2 separate regions of the Homo sapiens genome follow, and region 2 is linked to region 1. A link is an interaction called in ENCODE POLR2A ChIA-PET data of the cell type or tissue named here. Cell type or tissue: B cell. All regions are shown on one strand. Each heading gives the region's core, and the rest is flanking DNA. Links, peaks and the distances in the headings are about the cores only. Region 1 has its middle 9.4 kb from the start of IL17B. Region 2 overlaps CSNK1A1 (casein kinase 1 alpha 1).

Region 1 (7,732 bases), core at 1,041-6,040:
CAAATGCAAGCACATACACTTACAAGTATACATATGTACAGTCCCTGCATTTTTGGGGTACAGATTGGGGTGTACTATTCACATTCTTATGCACCTTACTTCATTTACTTAATAACAGCTATTGGCTATTGGAGTGTATCATTCTACAGCGGGCTGCCTCATTCTTTGAATGGTTGGATAGGGTTCCACTGCACGGAAGTGCCATAAGTCATGCAACCCATCCTATAAGGATGAGCACTTTGAGGATGCTATTGTACTAACAGATTCCTTTAACACAAATACAAGATAGAAATTAGAAAAGATAGAAGTAAAAGTCCTTTGTGATTACAAACAATGCTGCAAAGCCTGTCCTGGTCTTTGTGTCATTTCCACATGGGGCTGCCTCTGTTGGACAAAGGCGTAGAAGAGCGATTGTTGGATCAAAGTCCTTGTGCATTTGTGATTCTCATAGATATTACTCTATCCCGTTACCCACCTCCCTCATGGAGGTTGTAACCATTGTGTACTCCCACTTGCAATGTACAAGAGGCCTGTGTCACAGAAATTTTGAGTTTCTCCAGGCAGCCTGGGAGAGAGAGTAAGGGGATGAGAAGCTGGGGAAGAGGGCAGGGCATGGGGAGAAAGGAGGACATCCTTTGAAGGAGGAGGCCTGGGAACTGTAGGAGGCTGAGGACTAATGTGAGACAAGGCCGATGAGAAGTTCCTGGGGTCACGACAGTGACCTTTAGGCTTGCAGAGCTTATAGCCAATGGTGAAGTCATGCACACCAGTCAGTCACCCTCCTCTATTGCACACCGGCCAGTCGCCGTCCTCCATTGCACACAGTTCAATCACCCTCCTCCACTGACAGCTCAGTGACGGGCCTGCCATGCTTCCAGAATTGCATTCCCAGGAATGACACTTGAGAGATGAAGGAGAGGTGCTTAGGGGGCCCAGTGGTTGGAGGAATGGGTAGTAGCCTCAGAGACAGGAGCCCAAATCAGGAGCCAGCACTGTGAAACAGCAGGCTGTGCCAAGGACTAATTTAGGAGAAACTTAAGCCCCCTAAAACTCTAAAATTGGGAAGAATTCCCTGCATTCTCTGATTGTGTGGGTTGGGAACTGAAGCCATTTTATCCTGGTGTTAAAGGAAAGAGACTTTGTGCCTGGGGCAGGCAGTCACTTGGTGACACCCCCGTGGCTGAGGTTCTCCATGCCTCTAAGCCTGGGTGTCTTTCTCCCTGCTCTTCCCAGTCCCGACAGGCTGGGACCATCCCACCCAGAGTTAAGAGGCTTTGTGTTCAAAATCCTGGTCCAACGCTGGGCGCAGTGGCTCACGTCTGTAATCCCAGCAGTTTGGGAGGCCAAGACGAGCAGATCACCTGAGGTCAGGAGTTCAAGACCAGTCTGGCCAACATGGTAAAATCCCATCTCTACAAAAATACAAAAATTAGCTGGGGATGATGGCAGGTGCCTGTAATCCCAGCTACTCAGGAGGCTGAGGTGGGAGGCTTGAACCTGGGAGGTGGAGATTGCAGTGAGCTGAGATAGCGCCATTGTACTCCAGCCTGGGTGACAGAATCAGGTTCTCTCAAAACAAAACAAAACACAAAGGAAAAACTCCCCACAAAAAACCAAAATCCTGGTCCAGGGGTCCCAACCCTTTTTGACCATAAACTCCTAACAATAAATAACAGTTTATTAAAAAAATTTTAATTTAAAGTTATTTTTAAAAATAAATATTTATTTATAAATTCTATAAAGAGCTATTATACTAATATGTTCCTTTAACACAAATAAAAAATAGAAATGAGAAAAGACAGAGGTAAAAATAGAAGACCTGATAGTCTTCCTAAGCCTCAAATGACACCCTACTTTGGAAATCACTTACCTAGCTTTAAGCGTTTTCAGAGCTGGGTTGGCGAAGGGACTTGGAGGGCCTTGTGTATCTCTGTGTGTGTGTGTGTGTGTGTGTGTGTGTGTGTGTGTGTGTGTGCTAACTCAGGGATGGAGGTGCTGTGAGATTTGGAAAACTTGGGACATGATGAGGGTTTGGGGGGGTTTCCTTAAGTGGTGGGGGCCCAGGCTGAGCTTGCAACAGAGCCCTGAATGAGGAGGGGGGTGTCACTACGTGGTAGCTGGGCTGGACCTTAAGCATCTGGGCGTGGGAGAGTCTTCACAAGACCCTTGTATCCCAGATTGGCTGCATGAGACTGGGAGCCTTTCATCTTCATAATGATCCCATTCTGTCCCCGACCAGTCCCCACCTGTTGCCTCCTTAGATCATGAGCTTAACTATAGTGACGGACAAAGAGATGGAGCCAGGCCCCTGACCCATCTTTCCCCAGGGACAGGGAGGGGGGGGGTCACTAATACCAGTAATAGCAGGGGAATTCAATTTGACATGGATGACTAGAGTAACATGATAATTATTTCACCTGCCTCCTGTAGAACAAATTCATATTCACCACCCATGTATGAAAGGGTTATGGCACCAGAGACGTTATTAGAAATGATTTCCAACTGGGAGCAACTCGGTTAGTGGGACTAGGGAAAATTAAATATCCCCTTCCAGGCCTTGGCTGAAGTTGACTCTGTTTGTCCTCGTCTCCCCTCCCTGCCTTGAGGCCCCAACCCCTGCCCATGTCTCCCGGTCTGATACTCCTCAGCCATGCTCAGGGCTGCAGGCTGACTCCAAGCCTTCGTAAACCACCCAGGACCGTTAAACAAATCCTATAATTAGAAGCCAGGTTGCATTAACGAAGTGAAAAATGTAACATTACCATCTGTTTGTTCACTGGATGCTCAGCTCATGTCCCATGATCCAGAGGATTTGTGACCTTGGGTTTCTAAGAAGCCTTAATAAGGTAATGTTTATAGGACTCTTAACTTTACAGCTCTGCTGGAGTACAACTCTGTGAAATGAGGACAAGCTATAATTCCAGGAGATCCCCTCCTCCCCATCCCAGTGCTGAAGAATGTTGTCCCCTTATGTAGTACATGGAAAGCCCCATGACTGGGATTAAAGGAAGTAGATTCTGGTCCCAACTCTGACACTGAATTGCTGTGTGACACTCTATCAGTCTCTTTTCCTCTCTGGACTTCTGTTTTCCCATCTGTAAAAGAGAGGAGATGATGGCTCTTGTTCCAAAAGTCCCCTCCAATTCTGACATTCCAGTTTGATTTCTCTGTCTCTCTGCCATTGAGTTTTATATCAAGCAAAGTTTCTTTTCCAAATTTGATCTTCCTTCTTTGGACTTCTCACAAAGACTTGGTAATGAAAGTTGAACTGGATAAATCTAGTTTGGGGTTAGCAAGACACATAGACCTTTTTCTGCCTCAGCTTTGAATCTCTCTGATGGGATAAAAATGCATCAAAAATAATATGACATTGACAATTAATTAGGAAGAGACAATTCCTTAACTCTTCAAAGAAATTAAACTGGTTAAAGCAAGGAACAGTGGAAAGAACCAGGGTTGTTCTCTCTGGAGATGGTAGCCACAATTAAGTGAACAGAATATTCTGCCAACTTCCTATCAGCCGACATTTACTGAGTTCTTCCTGTGAACTAGACTTTACGTTATGGCCTTACACCCATCCTCTCAGCCTCATAGCAAACCTGTGAAGTCAGTACTTTCTCATTGTCCTCATTTAACAGATGAGGAACTGACAATTAAGGAGATGAATTTGCTCAAAGGAAATATGTGGCTGGGGCAGAGACTCCAGAACCTGATTTTTGACCTCTGCAGATCTGTTGTCTACAGACCTCTGACTCTGTTTTTGTACTTGTGGAAGCAAGTGTTGTGATGAAGTTTCCATCACCATGTCTCTGCATGATTCTGATAAGCGCAGCATGCCCTGCTAGCCTGCACAGGCTATGTAGCATAGGGATAAGGACACTTTTGCTGGGTCGAGCCTCTTAGATTTGGGGGTTGCTTGTTACTGCAGTGCAACTTGGCCTATACTGACCGATACTGCTTGCCTTGGGGCTGAGGGAACAGTTTTGCTCTGTATATTCGCAAAGAGTCAGTTTGCAGTCAGCAGATGGAAGAAGCAGGGAGACAGACATTTAAAACGCTAATAAAAGGCTGGGGAGCATATACAATAGTATCACTGAGAAGCCAGCACAATGATCCTGATGATCCTGTTGAGCTTGAGTCTAAGAAATTGACTAAAAAATGAGAAGATTTGTAGGTGATTCTGGAATGCCAGGGTCAGAGCTAGCTCTGTGGTTGAGATAATGGGATAGAATACAAGGGAATCCCAATATGGAAGACAAGAATTTATGAACATAGCCATGTGATGGCCAGACTGAAGGGCCAAACAATCCTAGGTTTTTCTAAGAGCACACTGCTGGGGAGAGAAAGATCAGGGTCAGCCTGACCCCTGAATTCTCTCCAGAGCTGACTCAGAAAACTTATCCCTCTGGCATGGAGCCCTCTCACCAGACACATTTCTCTCCAATGTAGATTTGTCCATAAAGCACAGCTGACCATGGCAGAAATAACTTGGATATCCTTCGGTGCTCTGTGTCTGCTGCCTAATGACAGGCACCCACCTCTAACTGCTGCTGGTTCCAGTGCTCATTCACTTTCCCTAAGCTGGGGCAAAGGTTAGGGTAGCTGATGGTTAAAGGGACCTCAGGGGCCCAACTTACATCCCAAGCTCTGTCCCTTTTCTCCTCACTGTATGGCCTCAATTTCTTCTTCTGTAAAATACTTACATTCACGTGTTGATCCAGCAAGTAAATAAAAGTCATGGATGTAAAAGTGTTCTTTTTCTTTCCTTTTTTTTTTTTTTTTTTTTTGAGACAGGGGCATGCTTTGTCACCCAGGCTGGAGTGCTGTGGTGTGATCTCGGCTCACTGCAGCCTTGACCTATTGGGATCAAGTGATCCTCTCGCCTCTCAGCCTCCTGAGTAGCTGGGACTACAGATGCATGCCACCACGCCTGGCTAATTTTTAAATTATTTTTTTGTAGAGACGAGGATCTCGCTATGTTGCCAGAACTCATCTTGAACTCCTGACCTCAAGCAATTCTCCTGCCTCGGCCTCTCAAAGTGTTGAAATGACAGGCATAAGCCACGGCGCCTGAGCTAAAAGTGTTTTTCAAATTGTAGAGTGCTTCAGGGGTAACCCTTTTACCATCACGCAATTGTCATCAGCATCTGCGTGGGTCCTTGGCTGGACACCTTCCATCTCCCACAGCCATAAACCTTGAAGCTGCCTTCTCACATTAGAGCAATTACCGAGGCTTCTTTCCTGGGAACCAGACTTTGGAAATGGTCAGATTCCACACTAGCCATTTCTTCCTCTTTCCTCACAGTATTTATGAGAACTGACCTTCCAATGGAAATTTGGCAAGATTTCACATTCTGGAGACATTGTACCTTCCTCCACATGCCCCGAGGGCTGAGGTCATGGGCTTCCCAGAAGATCCAGCAGTTCCCATGCATGCAGGAGGTGCACAGGACTGAGAGGAGAGGGGCCCAGCAAGAGCCCCTGAGCTGTGGGCTGGTCCTAAAATATCGATACTGTTAGATTCCTCATCCTGCATTAGAACATAAGCTCAGGAATAGGCCACGCACAGTGGCTCATGTCTGTAATCCCAGCACTTTGGGACGCTGAGGCGGGTAGATCACTTGAGTTCAGGAGTTCAAGACCAGCCTGGCCAACATGATGAAACCCTATCTGTACTAAAAATTCAAAAATTAGCCAGGCATAGTGGTGCATGCCTGTAACCTCAGCTACTTGGGAGGCTGAGGCATGAGAATCGCTTGAACCCGGGAGGCAGAGGTTGCAGTGAGCCAAGATTGCACCACCGTGCACTCCAGCCTGGTGACACAAGAACTATTTTAGTTGTTCACCACTATATCCCCAGTGCCTGGCACATAGTAGGTGTTCAATATATATTTGTGAAATGAATTGGAATGAACCCTCCTCAATAACTCTCAAAGGTCCTTCATCGTCCATAGGCTAATTCCTTGAAGGTCACAGCTCCTAGAAACTTATAGAACATCCTAGGCAAGATATTTAAACCTCCACCAGAAGCAGCTTGTCAACATTGCCTCCTAACAGTTCAGGCCACAGAGATAAGCTCCTGCAGGGAGTCCAGGGGGAGATTCACGCCTGTGAGTTTTCTAGGGGTCAGGAGGATGAGGATAGAGGCCTTGGCTACGGCCATCAAGGGTGATGTGATGTGTGTCAGAGTTGCTGCCTGTGCTCTAAGTGTTGTGTTGTGCACAGCTCTCAGGACGTTCCTCTGCTAATCCTGCCCTAATCGCAAGCCAGCCCCAAGCTCCCTGAGCCAGGTGCTGAGAGCCGCATCTGTGAGTAAGACATGCTTGCTGTCTGTGAACAGCTCCTACCTGATGGCTCTTAAAACAATAACAAAACACACACATACAAGACACCACCCACAAATTTGCACTCACACAATACACCAAAACAACCACAATAAAAACAGCACTCTCTGACCCAACAACAGAGGCCAATATGCAAGGCAGACTTTGATAAGTACCATCGGTTTGTAGCTTAATGTTCGGGGTGCAGGCCTTTGAACCCAACCTGCAAAAGAAGTCCTTTCTGCCCCACCCATGAGCCCCTGCCACCCATGAGCCCCCAGGACTCCTCTCCCTACGCAGCTGCTGGGAGATGTTGACGTTTTCTTCTCACGTCCCCACAGATGTGGCCTCTTCCTCTGCCAGGAGCGGCTCTGGGGGGCTGAAGAGGACTTTTTTTGTTCTGTACCCGTTTCCTGCTTCTGCTGAGGGCAGGGTTGGGGCCTTCCACCCAAAACAGACCCAGACCCACCCAGCCAGAGGAGACGCTGACAGCTTTGGGGGAAAAGTCAGAATTCCAGATCTTGTGAATCCAGACGTCCTGTAAACTCTGAGCAGAGGATAAACATCCCCCGGGACTGAGGGGAGGACACTCCAGTGGGCAGGGGGCCTGGCGCCTCTGTCTGCCCTGGAGACAGGCTGTTTATTCCACGTCCCCCACAGGCTCTCTCGCACTCCTTCCTGTCCCAGGTCTGGGTGAGTTACAGCAGGCCTGACAGCCCCACATGGGGGCCTGAGGCCTTGGACATCAGATCTGGACCTCTCAAGGCTAGAAGGGAACTTTAAAAGCTCAAAAACTGGCCGCGTACGGTGGCTCACGCCTGTAATGCCAGCACTTTGGGAGGCTGAGGCGGATCATGAGGTCAGGATTTTTTTTTGTTTTTTCTGAGATGGAGTTTCATTCTTGTTGCCCAGGCTAGAGTGCAATGGCACGATCTTGGCTCACTGCAACCTCTGCCTCCCAGGTTCAAGCGATTCTCCTGCCTCAGCCTCCTGAGTAGCTGGGATTACAGGCATGCGCCACCACGTCCGGCTAATTTTGTATTTTTAGTAGAGACGGAGTTTCTCCATGTTGGTCAGGCTGGTGTCGAACTCTAGGTCAGGAATTTAAGACCAGCCTGTCCAACATGGTGAAACCCTGTTTCTAATAAAAATACAAAAATTAGCTGGGCATGGTGGCGCATGCCTGTAATCCTAGCTACTTGGGAGGTTAAGGCAGGAGAATTGCTTAACAGGGACCTGGGAGGCGGAGGCTGCAGTGAGCTGAGATCATGCCACTGCACTCCAGCCTGGGCTACAGAGCGAGACTCCATCTCAAAAAAAAAAAAAAAAAGCTCAACAACCCCTCCACCCCACAACACACACCTGGGCCACTCCTTCCTCTTCTAGAATCTCCTGGCTAGTGTTCTGCT
Region 2 (7,732 bases), core at 1,744-6,743, 150 kb before region 1:
AATGGCACAGAAATGGTGGGCTCCAGGTTCCTGAGGAACATGCACTTTGCCAAGAAGCACAAGAAGGGCCTAAAGAAGATGCAGGCCAACAATGCCAAGGCAATGAGTGCACTTGCTGAGGCTAGCAGGGCCCTCGTAAAGCCCAAGGAGGTTAAGCCCAAGATCCCAAAGGGTGTCAGCTGCGAACTCGATTGACTTGCCTACATTGTCCACCCCAAGCTTGGGAAGTGTGCTTGTGTCCGCATTGCCAAGGGGCTCAGACTGTGTGGGCCAAAGGCCAAGGATCAACCAAGGCCCAGGCTGCAGCTCCAGCTTCAGTTCCAGCTCAGGCTCCTCCCAAAGGCTCTCAGGCCCCTACAAAGGCTTCGGAGTAGGTATCTCTGTCTGCCAACGTGAGGACAGAAGGACTGATGCAACCCCCCTGGGCTGCCGTCTTTATGGGGCTGGGGTCCTCCTGTGCTATTAGTACAAATAAACCTGAGGCAGGGGAAAAAAAAAGAAAGAAAATTCTTGGACCTTGTCAATTAATATGTGAGAGCTCACTTAAAATTACAGTTGACCCTTGAACAGTGCTGGGGTTAGGGGCACTGAACCCCAGCCCACTCCCACTGTGCCCCACAGTCAGGAATCCAAGTGTAACTTTTTTTTTTTTTTTGAGATGGAGTCTTGCTCTGTCACCCAGGCTGGAGTGCAATGGTGTGATCTTGGCTCACTGCAACCTCTGCCTCCCAGGTTCATGGGATTACAGGCGCGCCGCCACACCCAGCTAATTTTTGTATTTTTAGTAGAGACGGGGTTTCACAGTGATGGCCAGGCTAGTCTCAAACTCCTGACCTCAGATGATCCACCCACCTCGGCCCGCCAAAGTGCTGGGATTACAGGCATGGACCACTGCACCTGGCCCCAAGTATAACTTGACTCCCCAAAAGCTTAACTACTACTAGCCTACTGTTCACTGGAAGCTTCACCAATAACATGATTGGTCAATAACTATATATATATATATATATATATATATAAAGCTCTTTACCCTCATCATCCTCACTTTGGGCTGAGGAGGAAGAAGAGGGGTTGATCTTGTTTGGGTAGCAGAGGCAGAAAAAAACCTGTGTACAAGTGGACCTGTGCATTTCAAGCCCCTTTTGTTCAAGGGTCAGCTGTATTGAGTTTCTGTTAAAACCTTTTTTTGTGTGTTCCATTCTAAATTGAATTAAGTTCTCCAAAGGAACAATTTAAAAATTTTTTTAAATTTTTTTTATATAGATGGGCTCTTGCTATATTGCCCAGACTGGTCTTGCATTCCTGAGCTCAAGTACTTCTCCTGCCTCAGCCTCCCAAAGCGCTGGGATTATAGGCATCAGCCACCGTGCAATGACCCAAGAAACAACTATGACATACCGAAAAATTCTTTATCTAGATAGGTTTTGGAGGTTTGAGCTGTAGATCTGCCATGTGATATTGACTGGGTCATCTACAGTCAGTCAGTTCCTTAATGTGTGTAAGCCCATCTGTTTCCTCATTTAGAACATAAAAAAAGGATTGTTCTAATGGGAAGGAGAGTGCTGAATAGAAAGATTTAGGGCTGCCTACCCTTCTTTTGCCAGCTAAATACTCATTTCCATTTGCCTTTGCATACTGAGCTTTTGGGTAGGGTTTTGTTTGAACAAGGGTTCCCTACTTAAAAGTGTCACTGGCCTCATTGATCCTAAGGACTTTTAGTCCTGGAATTTTAAGACCTATTTTCAAAGGATAGTAGCTAGAAAAAAAGCATTCCAGCAGTTTGATATTGTGTCTACTACTTGCCTTCCTTTCTTGTTTTTCCTATTTTTCTTTCATCTTTTATTATTTTTATTTTTAGCGGCAGGTTCTTGCTCTGTCACCCGGGCGGAGTGCAGTGGCTATTCAGAAGTATGATAATAGCACACTACAGCCTCAAACTCCTGGACTCAAATGATCCTCCTGCCTCTTAGCCTCCTGAGTAGCTAGGACTGCAGATGAATACCACCTCTCCCAGCTGCCTAGTGTGTTTTAATCACTATTTTTGCCCTCTGTGTCTGAAGGTCAAATGTTTTAGAACGTATTTATAAAGCACTAGTTAATCCTTACTCTTCACTTTTAAAAGCAGCTTAATCTTATCTTTGGCACTGAGCATATATCCTGTGAATAACATAATGGCTGTTATCAGAGAATAAAGATGACGCTGCATTGGATATGTCTTCATTAAGATATATTACAGTGTCCATGCTTAGCTTGGACTAAAAAAAAAAAACCAGAAAAACGTACGTCACAGATCACGAGAAATGTGCTTTTTAACTTGAAGGGAAACTGAATTCATGGTATACTAGAGCTGCTTTATACTGGCTTATGAGATAATGTAATAATGCTAGGTAGCATTTTAAGCTGGACAAAATGTTAGAGATGTATATAGCCCTATTCCTACTAATACAAATTAGACTGTTGAATCTCAGGGGAGTTACTGGAGTGTCCTAACTTCCAGTTCTTCTGAGAATCATTATCACCCTTATGTCAAGGTCAAATCATGCCCTCTCACACACTCCACATCGTTTCATTTGATACTGGAGAGCCATCCTGTACTTCTTCACTTGTTGGCATTTTGCCTCATAGACAAGCTGAAGAGCTCTTACATAAATATAAGTAACCTATTTGTATTTAATTAGATGCTTACGATTCAGGGTGTTCTTATTCTCCCTTTTGAATCTGTGGATTGCAGGATAAAAACTTGCTGGAAATTATTAATTTGTGGCCAGGCGCAGTGGTTCACACCTGTAATCCCAGCACTTTGGGAGGCCAAGACGGGCGGATCACCTGAGGTCAGGAGTTCGAAACCAGGCTGGCCAACATGGTGAAACCCCATCTCTACTGAAATACAAAAATTAGCCAAGCATGGTGGTGTGTGCCTGTAGTCCCAGCTACTTGGGAGGCTGAGTCAGGAGAATTGCTTGAGCCCGGGAGGCAGAGGTTGCAGTGAGCTGAGATCATGCCACTGCACTCCAGCCTGGGTGACAGAGCGAGCCTCTGTCTCAAAAAAAAAAAAAAAAAAAAATATATATATATATATATATACATATATATATATATATATATATATATATATACATATATATATATATATATATATATATATATATATATATATATATATAAATTTGTATCTCATTTCGGAGTAAATGCTTGAACCCATGTAAAGTATGTGGGTTATTCCTTGGCTTTAGTCAGTGGTCCCCAGCCTTTTTGGCACCAGGGACAGGTTTCGTGGAAGACAGTTTTTCCACAGACTGGAGCAAGTAGGGGGTGGGGTGGGGGTGGGAATGATTTTGAGATGATTCAAGTGCATTACATTTATTGTGCACTTTATTTCTATTATTATTACATTGTAACATATAATGAAATAATTATACAACTCACCTTGATGTAGAATCAATGGGAGCCCTGGGCTTGCTTTCCTGCAACTACCTGCTTCCATCTGGGGGTCATGGGAGACAGTAACAGATCGTCAGGCATTAGATTCTCATAAGGAATGCACAACCTAGATCCCTCTGATGTGCAGTTCACAGCAGGGTTTGCGTTCCTATGAGAATCTAATTCTGTTGATCTGACAGGAGGCTGAGCTCAGGCGGTAATGCCAGCTTTGGGGAGTGGCTGTAAATACAGATGAAGCTTCACTTCGCTTCTATACTGGATACCGGTCAGTGGCCCAGGGATCAAGGATCCTTGGCTTTAGTCATTTCTGGACCTAGATCTTTTTTTTTTTTTTTTTTTTTTTTTGAGATGCAGTCTTTCTCTGTTGCCCAGGCTGGGATGCAATGGCGTGATCTTGACTCACTGCAACCTCCACTTCCCAGGTTCAAGTGATTCTCCTGCCTCAGCCTCCTGAGTAGCTAGGACTACAGGCATATACCACCATGCCTGGCTAATTTTTTTTAGTAGAGATGAGGTTTCACCATATTGGTCAGGCTGGTCTCGAACTCCTGACCTCAAGTGATCCACCTGCCTCGGCCTCCCAAAGTGCTGGGATTACAGGCGTGAGCCACCGCACCTGGCTAGATCATTTTGTTTTAAAGTATATTTAAGCTGTACCTAAAATATCATTAAGTCTTGGTTTTCTCATGATCTGTCACTGTTCACCAGGGATTTTTGCTGTCAAGAATGAGTGTCTTCATAACTTTCATCATTTAACTTGGTGTTCAGTGTATGCACACAGGTAAAATGATGCTTTATTGTGTTACTGTTTTTGTTTCTAATTTCAATCTCAGATGGCTCTTAAAATTTTGGTTGACTGGCCGGGTGTGGTAGCTCATGCCACACCTGTAATCCCAGCACTTTGGGAGGCCAAGGCGGGCGGATCACTTGAAATCAGGAGTTTGACACCAGCCTGGCCAACATGGTGAAATCCTGTCTCTACTAAAAATACAAAAATTAGCTGGCCATGGTGGCAGGTGCCTGCAATCCCAGCTACTCGGGAGGCTGAGACAGGAGAATTGCTTGATCCCAGGAGACGGAGGTTGCAGTGAGCTGAGATCACGCCACTGCACTCTGGCCTGGGTGACAGATGGAGACTCCATCTCAAAAAAAAAAAACAAAATTGGTTGACCAGTATTAACATAGCATAAACTAATGCATGTTTTAGTGGGATTTTTATTTTTAATTTTATTTTTTGAGATGCAGTCTTGCTCTGTTGCCCAGGCCAGAGTGCAGTGGCGCAATCTTGGCTCACTGCAACCTCCGCCTCCTGGGTTCAAGTGATTCTCCTTGCTCAGCCTCTGGAGTAGCTGGGACTACAGGTGCCCGCCACCATACCCGGCTAATTTTTTTTGTATTTTTGTAGAAATGGGGTTTCACCGTATTGGCCAGGCTGGTCTTGGACTCCTGACTTTGTGATCCGCCCATCTCGACCTCCCAAAGTGCTGGGATTACAGGTGTGAGCCACCATACCCTGCCGGATCAGTTTTGACAAATGCATATGTTGGTGTAACCTACATCTCTGTTGAGATAAGGACTATTTGATTTTTTTTTTGTATGCACACATTGCTCATCCTTGGTAAGTTCTATTCTGTGACAGTGTTAGTTTTATTTTATTTATTTATTTTTTAAGTCTGTCTTTTGGATTACAGCTAAGCCTTATTTTTCTCCCCAGTCCCCAGTTAAGCATTATTTTGGTGTTGGTTTTACTATAGATTAATAGTCTGTTTATCACCATGAGGTACATTATAGGATTTATCTGACAAAATTATCAGATGGTGGTTGTGTTGCAGGTGATGGTAGTAAATATGGTATTCAGTGATAATTGAGATCTTTACCTTGCTCTCCTTTGAAGAACTAAAATACTGCCTTTTTCTTGTCGGTGTGAGCAGTGGGGTATGTTATGGCCCTTTAATGGGGATTTTGGAAGTGCTACACAAAACGGTTTAGCTGAAGAGAGTACATTTCAATCCTCAACATAAAGGGAAATGGAAAGAGCATTGTATTATGAGTCAGGGTTCTGCCTGTGATGCCATCTAGATTTGAACCTATTAATAGAATGAATTCTATAATTTGTAAAGTCAGTTCTTACTTGTAAAAGGGTTTTCGAAAGCCCAACAAGGTCTTAAGGGTTTTTTAATGTGTAGTATATATTGATGGAATCAGTAGGACAAAAGATGCCTCTTGTTCTCTGATGTAATGATTTGTTCTAATTTTAAGGTATAATTGCCTTTTATTTATTTGTAATGTTGATAAGTACTTTTGAAATAAGGGAATAATTGGTTGAATTCAGTGTGGCTAAACATTCTTTTTTCCCTCTGCATGCAACAAAAAGAGTCCAATATTATCCAGGCATTGCATACGGTCTCATTTAATCATTACACCAATCTTGTAAGTTGGTGTTTCTTATAAAGTATGTGAGTCAAAGTGGTTAATTTGCCTAAAGTCACACAGCTGATGTGTGATTTGTACAGGTCCTACTGCATCTTTCAGCTCTACCAGTGGTTCTCAAATTTTGCTGCAAATGGAATCAAATGGCAAAGTTAAAAAAAAAAGACAACTAATCCCTAACTGCAAGTATTTTGATTTAATTAAATTGGGATATGACGTAGGTATCATGATTTTTAAAAGCTCCCCAGGTGATTCTGATATGTAACAATTAATAATTGTTATTAATCCCCAAAATATAGTATATTAATAATTAATAACAATAATTTTTGCTTTGCTACTCACCCCCATCAACCCCCATCTTTTCCTAGAATTACAACCTAATAAGGCTATACTCTTTTCTTTCTTTTTTTTTTTTTTAAGAGTTGGGTTCTTGCTCGGCCGCCTAGGCCTGGAGTATAGTGGCTCAATCATAGCTTACTGCAGCCTTGAACTCCTGGGCTCCAGTGATCCTCCTATCTCAGCCTTCTAAGTAGCTGAGACTACAGGCATACACCACCATACTTGGCTAATTTTTATTTTTATTTTTTAGAAATAGAGTCTCACTGTGTTGCTCAGGCTGTAAGGCTGTGTTCTTAATTTATATATTTCCTCTTAGAATTAATTCAGGAAATCCTGTAATAGGCATCATGATACTGGAAAGTACCAGAAAGTACATATAATCCCATGTAATCAAATGCTTTGATTTCTGGAAAGTGTCTAAAATCGATGTATGAAACCATTTACCTCTTCACATGTTTCAGATGCATTCCTACAATAATGCATTCTAGAAACTCCTTGAAGGAGAGAACTGTCTTACTCATAGAGGTATCTTGTGTTTCTTATTGTGCCAAGTACAATAATGAAATTCTACTTTTATTATATATCTATATACATTTAATTTTTTCTTTTTCTTTTTTTTTTTTTGAGACGGAGTTTCGCTCTTGTTGCCCAAGCTGGAGTGCAATGGCACAATCTCGGCTCACCGCAACATCCGCCTCCTGGGTTCAAGTGATCCTCCTGCCTCAGCCTCCTGAGTAGCTGGGATTACAGGCATGCGCCATCACACTCGGCTAATTTTGTATTTTTAGTAGAGACGGGGTTTCTCCTTGTTGGCCAGGCTGGTCTCGAACTCCTGGTCTCAAGTGATCCAGCTGCCTTGGCCTCCCAAAGTGCTGGGATTACAGATGTGAGCCGCTGTGCCCAGCCATTCACTGTTAGGTTGAGTTTGGTTTTGTGTTTGGCTGTTTGCCCTTGATTGAAATTATTACCACCAAGCTGTACTTACAGAAATCCTAGTGTTCCCATTTTTGAACCTCCATAATATTATTTTTTATCCCTCTTAGAGAAGTGAGTGTTGTTAGCTTCTATTCTTCAAACGAGAGCTCTGATAGTTTGAGACTCTCTTGGTGAATTTAACATACAACACCTTGTACAGTACGTTGAAGAGAACAACCATTTCTTTCATTCAGTTGACATTCACCTGAGGGTACCTACCCTGTGCCAGTCACAGTTTAAGAAACTGGACAGCCGGGCGCGGTGGCTCATGCCTGTAATCCCAGCACATTGGGTGGCCGAGGCGGGCGGATCACCTGAGGTCGGGAGTTCGAGACCAGCCTGACCAACATGGAGAAACCCCGTCTCTACTAAAAATACAAAATTAGCTGGGCGTGGTGGCACATGCCTGTAATCCCAGCTACTAGGGAGGCTGAGGCAGGAGAATCGCTTGAACCTGGGAGGCGGAGGTTGCAGTGAGCCAGGATCGCGCCATTGCACTCCAGCCCGGGCAACAAGAGCGAAACTCCGTCTCAAAAAAAAAAAAAAA

Evidence for each region. Peaks named below come from ENCODE experiments on the same cell type or tissue, not always from the same donor. Only the 100,000 strongest peaks of a DNase experiment are listed, where the experiment ranks them.
Region 2: POLR2A ChIA-PET joins it to region 1 with 5 read pairs; 5 of 35 experiments call an interaction of 5 or more read pairs at or near these places.

Annotation. Positions count from the first base shown.
Region 1 is chr5:149,384,831-149,392,562 of GRCh38, reverse strand. It overlaps a transcript of IL17B not described here. Among named protein-coding and RNA genes, the nearest start is that of IL17B, 9.4 kb to the right of the region's middle. RefSeq lists an enhancer at 6,900-7,400. In B cell, for the core only: no CTCF peak of the experiment used is centred there; no DNase peak of the experiment used is centred there.
Region 2 is chr5:149,538,025-149,545,756 of GRCh38, reverse strand. The region is part of intron 2 of CSNK1A1 (casein kinase 1 alpha 1); the gene reads left to right. It also overlaps the pseudogene RPL29P14. Among named protein-coding and RNA genes, the nearest start is that of CSNK1A1, 9.5 kb to the left of the region's middle. RefSeq lists an enhancer at 1-864 and a silencer at 4,581-4,784. In B cell, for the core only: no CTCF peak of the experiment used is centred there; no DNase peak of the experiment used is centred there; H3K27ac peaks cover 424 bases.